Regions from separate parts of the Mus musculus genome. Here region 2 is linked to region 1. A link is a contact called in ENCODE Hi-C or POLR2A ChIA-PET data. All regions are on one chromosome and are shown on one strand. The core of a region is the stretch at or near the end of the contact, and the rest is flanking DNA. Distances in the headings are between cores, read along the strand shown.

Region 1 (6,615 bases), core at 1,940-4,439:
TTAACATATCTGTGGGTGGTGGAAGGCAATCCAGAGCTGGCTTTCATATTTCTTTGCCAACCCAGGGGCTTGGTGTGGAAAGGAGGCTGTGAGAGGCTCGCAAGAGCTGGTTCCTAATTGGAGAACCCTTTCCCCTGAGCTGGTGGCCCTTGAGGACTTTTAAAAACTGTTGTTATTAGGACCTTCTATTTTGAATGAGCAGGCTAACCAAGCCAGACTGGCAGTGTCTCTTGTTCATGTAAGAAAATGCATGGGTTAGAAAAGTTGGAACACAGTTTTTTCATGAAGAGGCTTTGTTTTCTACATTTCTGTTACTTATATGTGTGCACATTCTATCCATTAATCTATCTATCTACTAATATATCTATTTATCTGTCACTCAACTATCTATCATCTATCAATCATCTATCTATATCTATCTATCCTCTATCTATCTTCTATCTAACCTCTATCTACATATCATCTATTTATCTATTTATCTATCATCTATCTATCTATCTATCAGCTGTTATCATCTACTGTGTCTCACACCTAAAGAGATCAAGGCATTTTTTTTTTTTTAGAGAGAAAGCACCCTACCTTTTATCTGTGTGTCCAAGAAGTGAGGATAAGAAGTCATTTCCTTGGCCTCTTGTCTTCATAAACCCTTTCCTTCATTCTTTCCTCTTTACTTCCCTAGTTACTCTTAATATGAATAAGAAATATTCAAATGCTCTCACTAAATCCATCTCCTCCCAGAGGGACTTCCCAGGAAGCACACACCATTGGTGGCTTCCTACACACCTGTGCCTGTGTGCATTCTGCACACCTGTACCTGTGTGGCTTCCTGCACACCTGTGTCTGTGTGGCTTCCTGCACACCTGTACCTGTGTGGCTTCCTGCACACCTGTGCCTCTGTGGCTTCCTGCACACCTGTGCCTCTGTAGCTTCCTGCACACCTGTGCCTCCGTGGCTTCCTGTGCCTCTGTGTCTGTGTGGCTTCCTGCACACCTGTGTCTGTGTGGCTTCCTGCACACCTGTGCCTCTGTGGCTTCCTGCACACCTGTGCCTCTGTGGCTTCCTGCACACCTGTGCCTCCGTGGCTTCCTGTGCCTCTGTGTCTGTGTGGCTTCCTGCACACCTGTGTCTGTGTGGCTTCCTGCACACCTGTGCCTCTGTGGCTTCCTGCACACCTGTGCCTCTGTGGCTTCCTGCACACCTGTGTCCGTGTGGCTTCTTGCACACCTGTGCCTCTGTGGCTTCCTGCACACCTGTGCCTCTGTGGCTTCCTGCACACCTGTGCCTCTGTGGCTTCCTGCACACCTGTGCCTGTGTGGCTTCTTGCACACCTGTGCCTCTGTGGCTTCCTGCACACCTGTGCCTCTGTGGCTTCCTGCACACCTGTGTCTGTGAGGCTTCCTGCACACCTGTGCCTCTGTGGCTTCCTGCACACCTGTGCCTGTGTGGCTTCCTGCACACCTGTGCCTGTGTGGCTTCCTGCACACCTGTGTCTGTGAGGCTTCCTGCACACCTGTGCCTGTGTGGCTTCCTGCACACCTGTGCCTCTGTGGCTTCCTGCACACCTGTGCCTGTGTGGCTTCCTGCACACCTGTGCCTGTGTGGCTTCCTGCACACCTGTGCCCGTGTGGCTTCCTGCACACCTGTGCCTCTGTGGCTTCCTGCACACCTGTGTCCGTGTGGCTTCCTGCACACCTGTGCCTGTGTGGCTTCCTGCACACCTGTGCCTCTGTGGCTTCCTGCACACCTGTGCCTGTGTGGCTTCCTGCACACCTGTGCCTCTGTGGCTTCCTGCACACCTGTGCCTCTGTGGCTTCCTGCACACCTGTGCCTCTGTGGCTTCCTGCACACCTGTGTCTGTGTGGCTTCCTGCACACCTGTACCTGTGTGGCTTCTTGCACACCTGTACCTGTGTGGCTTCCTGCACACCTGTGCCTGTGTGGCTTCCTGCACACCTGACACAGGGCACTGTTTCTCCACTGCTGAGTTGTACTCTCTATGCTTGCCTCAGACATGCAGAGGGAAAGTTTCATTTTCATGAGGGTATGTTGACTGAATAATCACATGACAATTTTCAGTGTACTGAAACAGATCATAGCCATTGCTTAGAAAAGGACATTGTGTGTATATGTGTGGTATATGTGTATCTGTGTGTATATATGCGCATGTGGTGTGGGAATTGGCATGTATGTGTGCAGATCTTCCTGGGACTGGATTTATAAGTAGCTGTAAGCTGGAAACTAGACCCAGGTCAGTCCTGAAAGCAGTACCCATTACCAACCACAAAACCCTCTCTCCAGCCTGGGAAAGCCCTTTGAAATATAACTTCCAGAGATGTCACTTCTCATAGAAAAGAGCTTAGAGATAGGTGTGTGTGAGAGAGAGAGAGAGAGATGGGGGGTGAGAAGGAGGGAGGGATGGAGAGAGACAGAAAGAGGACGAACTGAACTATCTGATCAGAGGCAGATAAACTAGCTCTGGGAACCAGGACACTTCTGCTTGTGTACACAAGGTTGTACAGTAAGGTTGAACAGGTTCATGATAAAGAAGCCCCCCCCCCACCCCCAAGCAAAATGTTAAGACAGTAGACGTCTCGGCAGTTTCTAAACACAGGGTCGGACAAGTGATCCCGAACTTGGTTGATGTTGGTGTCTGTCTTAAATATTATTAGTGAACCAATTTTGTGTTCAGAATGCCTTGGTTTGCATAATAAGTGACGAAGACCCACTAATCAAGACCAGCCTCTGGGGATGCAACCTTTATTGACTTAAATGTTTTGTAACAGGCTCTTAGATTTGCTGTGCAAGACTTTTGTAATCTGAAACAGAGGGCTGCTTCTGTGTTGTGTTAAGGAAAAATACAGGAGTGACCTCACTAGGGCCCCTGAGAGAGCTCATCTTTCTACCAGCAGGGTCAGGAAAGGGAGAGGTGAAAAGCCTTCACCTGGCAGACAACACCCAGAAACAGCTTACAGCTTTCTATAGAGGAACGCAGCTTACGTTTCCGTGTCAGGAAAGTGGACACACGGAGTATCTCGTATCCGACCAAGCCCAGAATGTGACATCACTTGGAGATGCAGAGGAAGACCGTTACCTTCCTGTGGCTGCTCAGACGATGCCGAGACGCCCGCCCCACCCGTATTGTGAGAGCCGGTCTCCTCCCCAGGCCTGTACTGCTTGGTGACCCTTTGAGGGTGCGCTTCCCACAGCCGCTCCCGCAGAGCAGAGAAAGCAGCTGGACAGCAAAGGCAGTGCCACTCTTCGTCCAGCAGGGGGAAGCCTCCAGCTCCCTTGCTGCTGTATTCCTCTCCGGTCTGTGCTAGTTCAGTGCCCCCTAGTGGCAACTCATCTTATTAAACATCGAGTTGGTTACAGGAAATAGATTAAGCTGTTTTGTAAGTATTTTATAACATAGACAAATTCTGACATGACAGGCATTAGGTTCTCTGAACATCCTTCCGTGTCAGCGAGCAATCACACGATCGTGTAGGCCAGAAAGCTGAAGTTCCTGGAGCCTTGCTGTAGCCAAAGTGTGGGCTGGAGAGATGGCTCAGTGGTTAAGAACATTGACTGCTCTTCAGAGGTCCTGAGTTCAATTCCCAGCAACCACGTGGTGGCTCACAACCATCTGTAATAGAATCTGATGCCCTCTTCTGGTGTGTCTGAAGAAAGCAATGGTGTACTCATATACATAAAGTAAATCTCACAAATTTGAGAGAGAGAGAGAGAGAGAGAGAGAGAGAGAGAGATGATAGGCATTTTCCTATCCCTTAACATGGTTGCCTCTGGCTTTCTGAATCTGGGTGCTGAGAAGCCACAGGGTAGAGTGAAGAGAATACTGGATGGGTCTGCCCTCAGATTCTAATGCCACCATCCCGCTATCCTCTCTGAGGCTGTTTGAACTGCAGCTATGCTCTTGGCCCTAGAAATACAGTGATGGTATAGAGACAGAAGATTGCCTTGGTCAAGTTTCTAATTCTGGCTAATCCCTAGTCTTTTTCCATGTTTAAAATAGGTTTGCAGATACAATTGAATACTCCTGCGAGGTAAATACTTAGGAATATCCAGTGTGCTATAAGAAGAACAGGCAGTGGGACCAAATGGAGGAGATGTTGACTCAGTGCACCAACGGCTGGGTCAGCTGAGCAGTCTGTGGGTCCAGCATCCTTGGAGCCTTCTTTGGGCCAGTTATCTGCAGATGAAAGGAAACACATGCATCGTCACGTCTTTCAGTTAGCCGAGCTGTGAATGATGTAACATCAAAGGAATGAGCTGGTCTTCACGTGCTTCAAGCTCTGGAGACTTGCTGGAGTCTCTGGCAGCAGTCATGGTTCATAGCTGTAGAACTGGGGGTGCAGTGGGGGACCCCATGTAGGCAATGAGAACATTTGGTCTCTTTCCCAACAGGAGACTGGTGTTTAGATATTTGCGGTGACATCACTGAAGGAATGCAGTCAGAATGGGTGATAATGGGGTTTTGTCTGTTAGCACGTTTGCTATACAAGTGATAATATACATATATACATACACTAGTATATAATCATATAAATATAATATATTAACTTATAATATGCAGTTTCTTCCTTGACAAACTTTTTATCTATCATCTATCATCTCTCTATGTATCATCTAACATCTATCTATCTATTTATCTATTCATCTATCTATCACCTATCTATCATCATCATCTATAGAGAGATCAGAAATAGTGTCTTAGAGAACATACACATTACTGAACATTAGGGCACTAGAAGAGAGTGAAGATTTTTCTGGCATTTGACAGATTTTTTTTTTTAAAGTAAATGTATGTCTTGTCCAAGGTTATTCTCGGATCTATTCATCAAATATTTGCTGTGTTCTTTTTAGGGGGTGCTCACTGCCCATGTCGGGGTTACAGTAAAAAGGACACAGCCACTGTTTTCCCAGACTCTGGAGGAAAGAGGATTAGTGCGAGTCAGTGCGAGTCAGATGAGCTCATGTCATGTTAGGAAAACATGAGGCAGCAAAGACTGAGGGCTGGAGACTGGAGCACCCTCTGGACAGGATGCTAAGCAAAGGTAATATTTGGGTGAGAGAAGGAGGAGGCAGAACTGGTTATCTGGGGAGAGAGCAGATAAGGTCCTGGGGTTGACTGAGGCCTAAAGGTGAGGGAGGTCAGAAGCTGTAGCTGCAGAGCAAGCAGCAGGGACAGATCTGAGAGCAGCGTGGGGTGGGGGAAGGGGCAGGGGCAGATGGGCACGGTCAGTTTTGAGGAACCTGAACAGAGAGGGGATGGATAGCATCTGGTTTATGGGTTAAAAGATGGCAAATGAGTCAAGTTTGGCCCAGAAACTGGATCTCTTTAAGGTAGAGCCCATCAGTCCCTCACCCCCAAAGGGCAGCCCAAGATCAAAAACAAGTCTTGGGGAGCTTGGTAAAGCTATGGCTTTTTTCTTTCTTTTTTTTTTTATTGGATATTTCTTTATTTACATTTCAAATATTTTGCCCTTTCCAGGTCTCCCCTTTGGGAACCCCTTATTCCATCCCTGCTCCCCCTGCCTCTATGAGGGTGCTCCCCCACCCACCTGCCCACCTACTCCAGTCTTCCTGCCCTGGCATTCACCTACATTGGGACATAAAACACCCTCAGGTCCAAGGGCCTCTCCTCTCACTGATGTTCATCAAGGCCATCCTGTGCCACATATGCGGCCATGGGTACTCCTTGGCTGGTGGTCCAGTCCCTGGGAGCTCCAGGGGAGTCTGGCCAGTTGACACTGTTGCTCCCTCCATGGGGCTGCAAACCCCCTAAGCTACCTCAGTCCCTTCTCCAACTCCTCCATCAGGGACCCCAGGCTCAGTCCAATGGTTGGTTGCAAGCATCCACCTCTGTATTTGTCAGGCTCTGGCAGAGCCTCTCAGGAGACAGCTATAACAGGCTCCTGTCAGCAAGCACTTCTTGACATCCACAATAGTGTCCGTGTTTGGTGACTGTTTATAGAATGGATCCCCAGGTGGGGCAGTCTCTGGATGGCCTTTCCTTCGGTCTCTGTTCCAAATTTTGCCTCCATATTTCTTCCTGTGAGTATTTTGTTCTCACTATGTTCATAGCAGCCATATTTATAATGGCCAGAAGCTGGAAAGAACCCAGATGTCCCTCAACAGAGGAATGGATTCAGAAAATGTGGTACATTTACACAATGGAATACTACTCAGTTATTAAAAATAATGACTTCATAAAAATTTACAGGCAAATGGATGGAACTTGACAATACCATCCTGAGTGAGGTAACTCAGTCACAAAAGAACACACATGGTATGCACTCACTGATAAGTGGACATTAGCCCAAAAGTTCGGAATACCCAAGATTCAATTCACAGACCCTATGTAGCCCAAGAAGAAGGAAGACCAAAGTGTGGATGCTTCAGTGCTTCTTAGAAGCAGGGGACAGAAGGCACATATTTTAAGGATTGCAAGACTGTTATTTTCAACTTGAGTACAGTAGACACCAAATGATAGACATTACTGTTCATGTTGTTTCCTCTCCTTATCCCTCTAAAAAAGAAACAGGAACTTTGGATCTTTTAACATCTCTTCCTTCATTGGTGCTCTCCCCACCCTCGCCTGAACATTAAACTTCTT
Region 2 (6,615 bases), core at 2,246-4,745, 200 kb after region 1:
AGCAATACCAAAAGGGCACACATAAACAAAGCCTGAAACAATTACTAGGGTTACTAAGAATTTCCACAAAGTTAATATCAGACATGAAAGTACAGAGCTTCCCTATAAGGGTGCTGCCTGAACCTTGGACTACTCGCTTGCCAGACCCTACCTGCCCTTGGGGTTTGGGGGTGAGGTGGCACAGAGTTAACGACACAGACTCTGGGAACAGGTGAGAAATGCTACAGCAAGCTCATCTGAGCACTGCTGCAAGCTCCTTTAATACCCTCCACCCATGCCCCATTGGTCCCAAAAAAGCATCTCTTCTAAATAGCAGTTTCCAGTTGTCTGGCTTTGTCTGCACCAGCAATCCTGGGTCCCTCAGACAGTCCTCAATTAGGTCCTCCTGCAGGAGATGTTTTTACAGCTGTGTGCCCCCCCCCCGCCCCCAGCATTTACATAGAGGTGGCCCACTGTCTCTTCTACAAAAGAGAACAAAGGTAAAAATTACGTATTGCTTCTAGAAATCTTGGAAGCAAGAATACCGTGGGCCATTGAGGGAAAAGGCTTTATCAGCCTAGAATCAAGTACCTTGTAAATCCATCACTCAAAACCAGGGAAAAATGAAGACTTTCTCAGACAAATAGTGAGGGGCATGCTGTCTAGTGAGCTCACCTTCCAAGAAATGTTCAAAATCAGTTGTTTAAGAAGAAGGAAAATCGCCGGGCGTGGTTGCCCACGCCTTTAATCCCAGCACTTGGGAGGCAGAGGCAGGCGGATTTCTGAGTTCGAGGCCAGCCTGGTCTACAGAGTGAGTTCCAGGACAGCCAGGGCTACACAGAGAAACCCTGTCTCGGAAAAAGAAGAAGAAGAAGAAGAAGAAGAAGAAGAAGAAGAAGAAGAAGAAGAAGAAGAAGAAGAAGAAGAAGAAGAAGAAGAAGAAGAAGAAGAAGAAGAAGGAAAATTGGGGGCTGGTGAGATGACTCAGCGGGTAAGGGCACTGACTGCTCTTCCGAAGGTCCTGAGTTCAAATCCCAGCAACCACATGGTGGCTCACAACCACCCATAATGAGATCTGATGCTCTCTTCTGGTGTGTCTGAAGTCAGCTACAGTGAACTTATGTATAATAATAATAAATAAATCTTTAAAGACGAAGAGGAAGAAGAAGAATCACCAGGCATGGCGGCACACACCTTTAACTTCGGCACTTGGGAGGCAGAGGCAGGGGAATCTCTCTGAATTTGGGGTGATCTTTGTCTACACAGTGAGTTCCAGGACAGCCAGGGCTGTGTAGAGAGATCTTATCTCAAAAGCCAAGGGAAAAAGGAGAGAAAGGAAGAAAGAAAGAGAAAGAAAGAAAGAAAGAAAGAAGGAAGGAAGGAAGGAAAGAAAAGCACACAAGTAATACACTTGGATATAAAGAAAGCCAGAGAAAGAGTAAGTGGAGATAAATTTTCAAATGTGCTCTACAGCTCCATATTAATTAGGGACGAAGGCAGCACTGAGAAATGACAGGGGGTCAGTTCATGAAGAATATGTAACAATTTATGTGTAGTTGCCTAACGATAGAATGCTAAGCTAGGCAAGCAATGGTGGCAGAATTACACAGAAGTGAGTAAGTCCACTATTACATTCGGAGACTGTCACTGCTGGGCACTATTGTATCTAAGGCAGGAAGAAATGACAGAGTCTGGGAAGGGACGGGGCAGTGACTGTGAAGCTTAGTCCCAGCAAGATGGTGAAGTAGTGGTTTGTGGTAAGAATACTGCCCCCTCCAGGTGGGGGTGCACCCATGGTGGCAAATTCTCAGTGGTGGAGGTATGCCATGGTTCCTGTCTCCAGAGGACAGCGCATTAACAGCAGTTCTGGTTCCAAGATGTCACCTCAGAGACACCACACTGTCCATGGAAAGCAGGGCACAGCCACCAAGTCCTCCTTTGGGGACACTGGGGCTCATAGAATCCAGGTAGTTTTCTGTGCTGGGCCAACCACCCATGAGTTCTACAGAGAGTCCATAATGACCACCCTGTCAGTGTGCAGGGTCCCAATGTCCAAGGTGCCGATGTCCAGTCCCCTGATGTACGCCATACTCTCTTTAGTTGTTTTGTCGGAATGTGGTAGTTTATTCTTCTCTTTGGCTATCCTTGTGGAAGGGGGTGAGCACTAGAGGTGTTTATCTTATTGACACGACTCTGCTAAGGACTCTTAAATGTCACCCATAAGAAAATGAATGGGTGCTGGGATTTGAACCAGGGTCCTCTGCAGCCCTGACCAACCCCAATACCCAATTCTAGAGGTGAGAGCAGCAGGTCTCACCTATTGCTGGGGCCCTGAAACGCCATGAACTATGGAGATGGTTTGGTAGCTTCCAACAAAACTAAACACACCACCACGTTACAGTAACCAGGCTTTTACATGTACTCAAATGACCCGGGAACATATGCCCACCCACAGATGCTGATAGCAGCTTTATATCTGATCCAGAACTTGGAAGGAACCAAGCATCCTTCAGGTCAGTGGGAGAGTAGATTGTGGCCCATCCAGACAAGGGCTTGTACTCGGCAGTGAGGAAAATGAACCGTCTTGACAAGGAAGCAAGTGGGGGAAACTTAGAGGTTCTTTGACGAGGGAAACAACCAATCACATAACAAGAAACACTGTAAGACCCCCCCCCCCACCAGTGGCAGGACCAAGTTACAGAGAAGGCAGAACATTCAGTAGTGGAGAGGTTGGAGGGAGTGGGTGGGGAGTGAGTGGAGACATATAGGACAGTGGTGGTACTCTGTACGCAGCATAGGAGAAAACACCGCTTTAGCTCTAGTTCCAAACTCCCAGAACGTACAGTTCCAGGTGAAGACCAAGGTAAACTACGGACGTGTGAAGCTGATTAACTAGTCATGTTGAGCACCAGCAGCAGGCAGAAACTCTGTGTGGATGGTTGTAGTTTGGAGATGTCCAGAGGACACATGGGCTTCTCTCTGCACTTTTCTCTCAATTTTGCTCTTGACCTAAGGCTGCTCTTAAAAAGGGAAATCTGTTAAAAGAGAACCCCTTTCTGAAAGTTGTTCTCTGACCTCCCCCCCCCCATGAGTCCCCTCCCCCACCCCCATGCACAAGTAAATAAGTGTGATTTCAAAATGTTGAGCTGTCGGGGGCTTGAGATGTAAATTTCACATAATAAAATACAAATTCTCATATCTGACTTCAAGCACTTATTTTCTTCAGAAATGCTCTACTGGCTGCCAGCTTTGCCTGAGACTCCAGTGAAGAAGAAAAAATAATAAAAATGAGTCAGGTTTCTGCTTCACATTTCAATGAGTGTAAATGTGGGCAGTGTCTCCAGTCTCTTAATTGCTAAGTGATTAGTCGGGTTTTTAAGTTACTTGCCTACTTGCCTATCTTCTTTACATTTTAAATAAGGCCTGACCTTAAACTGTTGCCACTGAGCAAATTCGGCTTGCTTTTACAGATGCGGGAACCTAATGAACAAGGTTAGTGCTGCCACCTACTGTTGGAGGAGGAAGTAAATTGCGTTTCCCACGCAGTCAATTTGGAAAGACGCGGGGCAGCCAAATTGCTGGCCTGATCTCGGGCGGGGAAAGCCTGTACTATTATCTGGAAAAGAAGGGCAAGGTGATCAATGAAACTTTTGAGATAGACGTGGAAGATTCTGGAAACAAAGAATAAGTGTCAAGAGATCTGTCCAACTTCTCGGCCAGGAGATTTCCTGGGGCTCTGATGTCTTTAGCAAGCCCTAGTTCCATTTCTCTTGTATTGCTTCTGTCTGTGGCACATTACAGGACAGTGTAGGGCTTCAGAACTGTCCCTGGGGGACGGGTGGGAGTGTAGAAAGCTTCCTTGGCCTTCGTCTTCCCTACCCCTGCCTAGATTCTAAACTGGCTATCTTTCAGCCATCGGAATCTCATTTTTCCTCTTCCAGATACTTTCCACCACAACCTGGGTCACAGCGGGTGCATTATGTCACACTGCCTATTTTAAAGGCTGTGTATCATGTGATATCTCACAGTTCATCACCTTACAGCTATTCAGGTGTCCCATGAAGAGCTGTCACCTAGGCTGCTGGGAAGTGACCCAGAATGCAGCCTAGCAACCAAATGGAAACACGCACAGCCTAGTTCAAATTGTTAGGCAGGACTTTCTATAAAACTCAAAATAACATCAGCATCGGACAATATTTGTCCTTATCAACTCAAAGGAGGTTTGGGCAGGTCTGGGAGGGTAAGACTAAAAAATTCAGGAAGTTTGATATACATAGTCACACACACACACACACACACACACACACACACACACACACACTATCTCCAACAGCACTTGTAACAGGACTTGCTTTGGGACTGCCAGCTTCCAAATAATGACACAGAGACATATATTTATTTATGAATGCCTAGGCCTGAAGTTAGGTTTGTTTCCAGCTGGCTCGGAGCTCAACTATTCCGTTTATGCTAATCTAAGTCTCACCATGTAACTGGTTAGCTACCTCTCCTTCCTTCCAGGCCTGCAGCTTCTTCTCCATCTTCTTGATGAATCCTCCCGGGCCTGACTCTCTCCCAGAGTTCCCCTCTCTTCCAGGAAGTCCCACCTTCTATTTCCTGTTTTTGTTACAGGCCGTCAGCTTTTTGATAAACCAGTCAGAAGGTGAGAGAGGGTGGGTTTACAAAATATGATGCAGCCATATTAATAACGACACCAAAGTCAGCTTGTACTTGGCCCTCTGCCAACAGAGAGATCAGCATTTGAATAATACAAAGACGGTGTTTACACGGTGCACAATATTATCCCAACAGTGAGTTCTCCCAACAACTCCAGTAATGGCTCTAGTTAGACAGTCGTCTTCTTCCTTGACCACTGGACCATCCTGTGATGGGTTACACATCTGCAAACAATATACGTATTTCTAAGAACTGTGTGGGATTGTGTCTTCTTCCAAAATAAAGAACTCCCCTGTGCTAGTTAATGACTCTAATCTTAGAACTTGGGAGACTGAGGCAGGGGGATGACCATGATTTCAAGGCCAATGTTGGCAACATAATGAGGTCTTGGCCAGCCTTGGCTATAGAAGGAGACCTTATCTCAAAAGAGGAGGCAGGAATATGAGGAAAGAGAAGTAGAGGAAAAAAGAAAGAGACTCAAAGTTGGCCACAGATTTAAATATAAATGTAAAGCATGAAAAAAATCACATTCTTTACCCTCATTTTCAAATCAACTTAGGCAGATTAGTTCATCACTTTTCTCTAACGTTCTGGATTTTTCTAGGTAATCCGAGTATGCAAAGTGCGAGTCATTCTTGAACAGAAGGTTATAGGAGCTGAACGGGCATCTCTTTCACAGGACCATTCGATGGTCACTGGAATAGAAAGCTTTACCTATGTGATGCAGAGGTTGCTGGGCTCCTACTACTGTGTTGAAGCTGTGTGAAGACAGGCTTACAAACGGATCCAGGCATCACGTGCCAGAACTCAAATCCCTGCTGTAACAGTCACTTGTACATCCCTGGTGTGATTGTCATCTTAGAGGCTGGCTGATGAGTAAGCTTGCCCTTTCTGAACTCTGGCTGGCTGGTTCAACTCAACTGCTCTGGCTCAAACTCCCCTCCAAGATGACTGATTCAATCTGGCTTCTCTTGGCTTCTCACTAAATTGCTCTGCTTGGCCTCAAACTAACTCTGGCAATCTGTTCTAATCTTCTGGATCCTTCTCTGGCTCCTTCTGTCTTCATCTGGAACCTGTCTCTGTAAAACTGTCCCCGTAAAAACTGCCTCTCTCCCCCTCTTTTCCATGCTCCCCTCTTGAGCTAGCTCTTTCCTGTCTGTTCTCACGAGAAATGGGCATATCCCTTCTCTGACTCTGCCAAGTCCTTCTCTGATCCATCACTTTGTCTGCCCCTCGATTAGAAATCACTTTCAAACATGGCTGCTTCCTTCTATAAACTAACCTTACCTTAATGGTGTGTAGTAAAGGCATGTCTATATTCCAGCCAGGGGGATGAAAGGCATGTGACATTAAATTCCAATAGATCACACAGACCTAGGTCTTTGGATGTGATTAGAGCAGCCATGTTCCTGGATTAAAATTCCTCTACATCCTGTCCCACCAGTGTTGGACCTGTGTCTTTCTATTGTTTATTTCACCCCTAGTAATCTCTGTTTCCTCAACAGATAAGCTGCACTTGCTAGTACTACTGATGAGACTGTCTTAGTCAATGTTCTTTTGCTGGGAAGAGACACCATGACCAAGGCAACTCTTACAAAAGGAAGTATTGAATTGGGGTCTGGCTTACAGTTTCAGAGAGATTAGTTCATTATCATCATGGCAGGAAGCATTGTGGCACACATGGAGCTGAAGCAGTAGCCGAGAGTCACACTCTGTTTCACAAGCACACACTCACACAGAGGGAAGCAGGGAGAGAGAGAGAGAGAGAGAGACAGAACCTGGCATGGTTTTTGAAACCCCAAGGCACACCCACAATACCACACTTCCTCCAACAAAGCCATACCTTCTAATCCTATGGAAGAGTGCCACTCCCTGGTGACTAAGCATGCAAGTATATGAGCCATTCTTATCCAAACCACCGCAAATACTAGCCCTATTCTTGGCACTTCCCAAGTTCTCAGT

Evidence for each region. Hi-C counts contacts between places; a loop is a spot of excess contacts on that map. ChIA-PET counts read pairs that join two places held with the same protein, here RNA polymerase II (POLR2A).
Region 2: a map of left cerebral cortex shows a loop between it and region 1 (5-fold over the local background). The contact joins two enhancer-like sites. A Hi-C loop is called at or near these places in 4 of 37 maps with a recorded cell type or tissue (all left cerebral cortex). POLR2A ChIA-PET finds 5 or more read pairs at or near these places in 2 of 5 experiments (both embryonic stem cell).

Annotation. Positions count from the first base shown.
Region 1 is chr15:96,933,647-96,940,261 of GRCm38, forward strand. No RefSeq gene overlaps it. Among named protein-coding and RNA genes, the nearest start is that of Gm32677, 98 kb to the left of the region's middle. Within about 2 kb of position 3,190, at least 1 of the 3 ENCODE cell types and tissues checked has a DNase peak (open chromatin) inside an H3K27ac peak, as active enhancers do.
Region 2 is chr15:97,131,992-97,138,606 of GRCm38, forward strand. No RefSeq gene overlaps it. Among named protein-coding and RNA genes, the nearest start is that of Gm33149, 27 kb to the right of the region's middle. Within about 2 kb of position 3,496, at least 1 of the 3 ENCODE cell types and tissues checked has a DNase peak (open chromatin) inside an H3K27ac peak, as active enhancers do.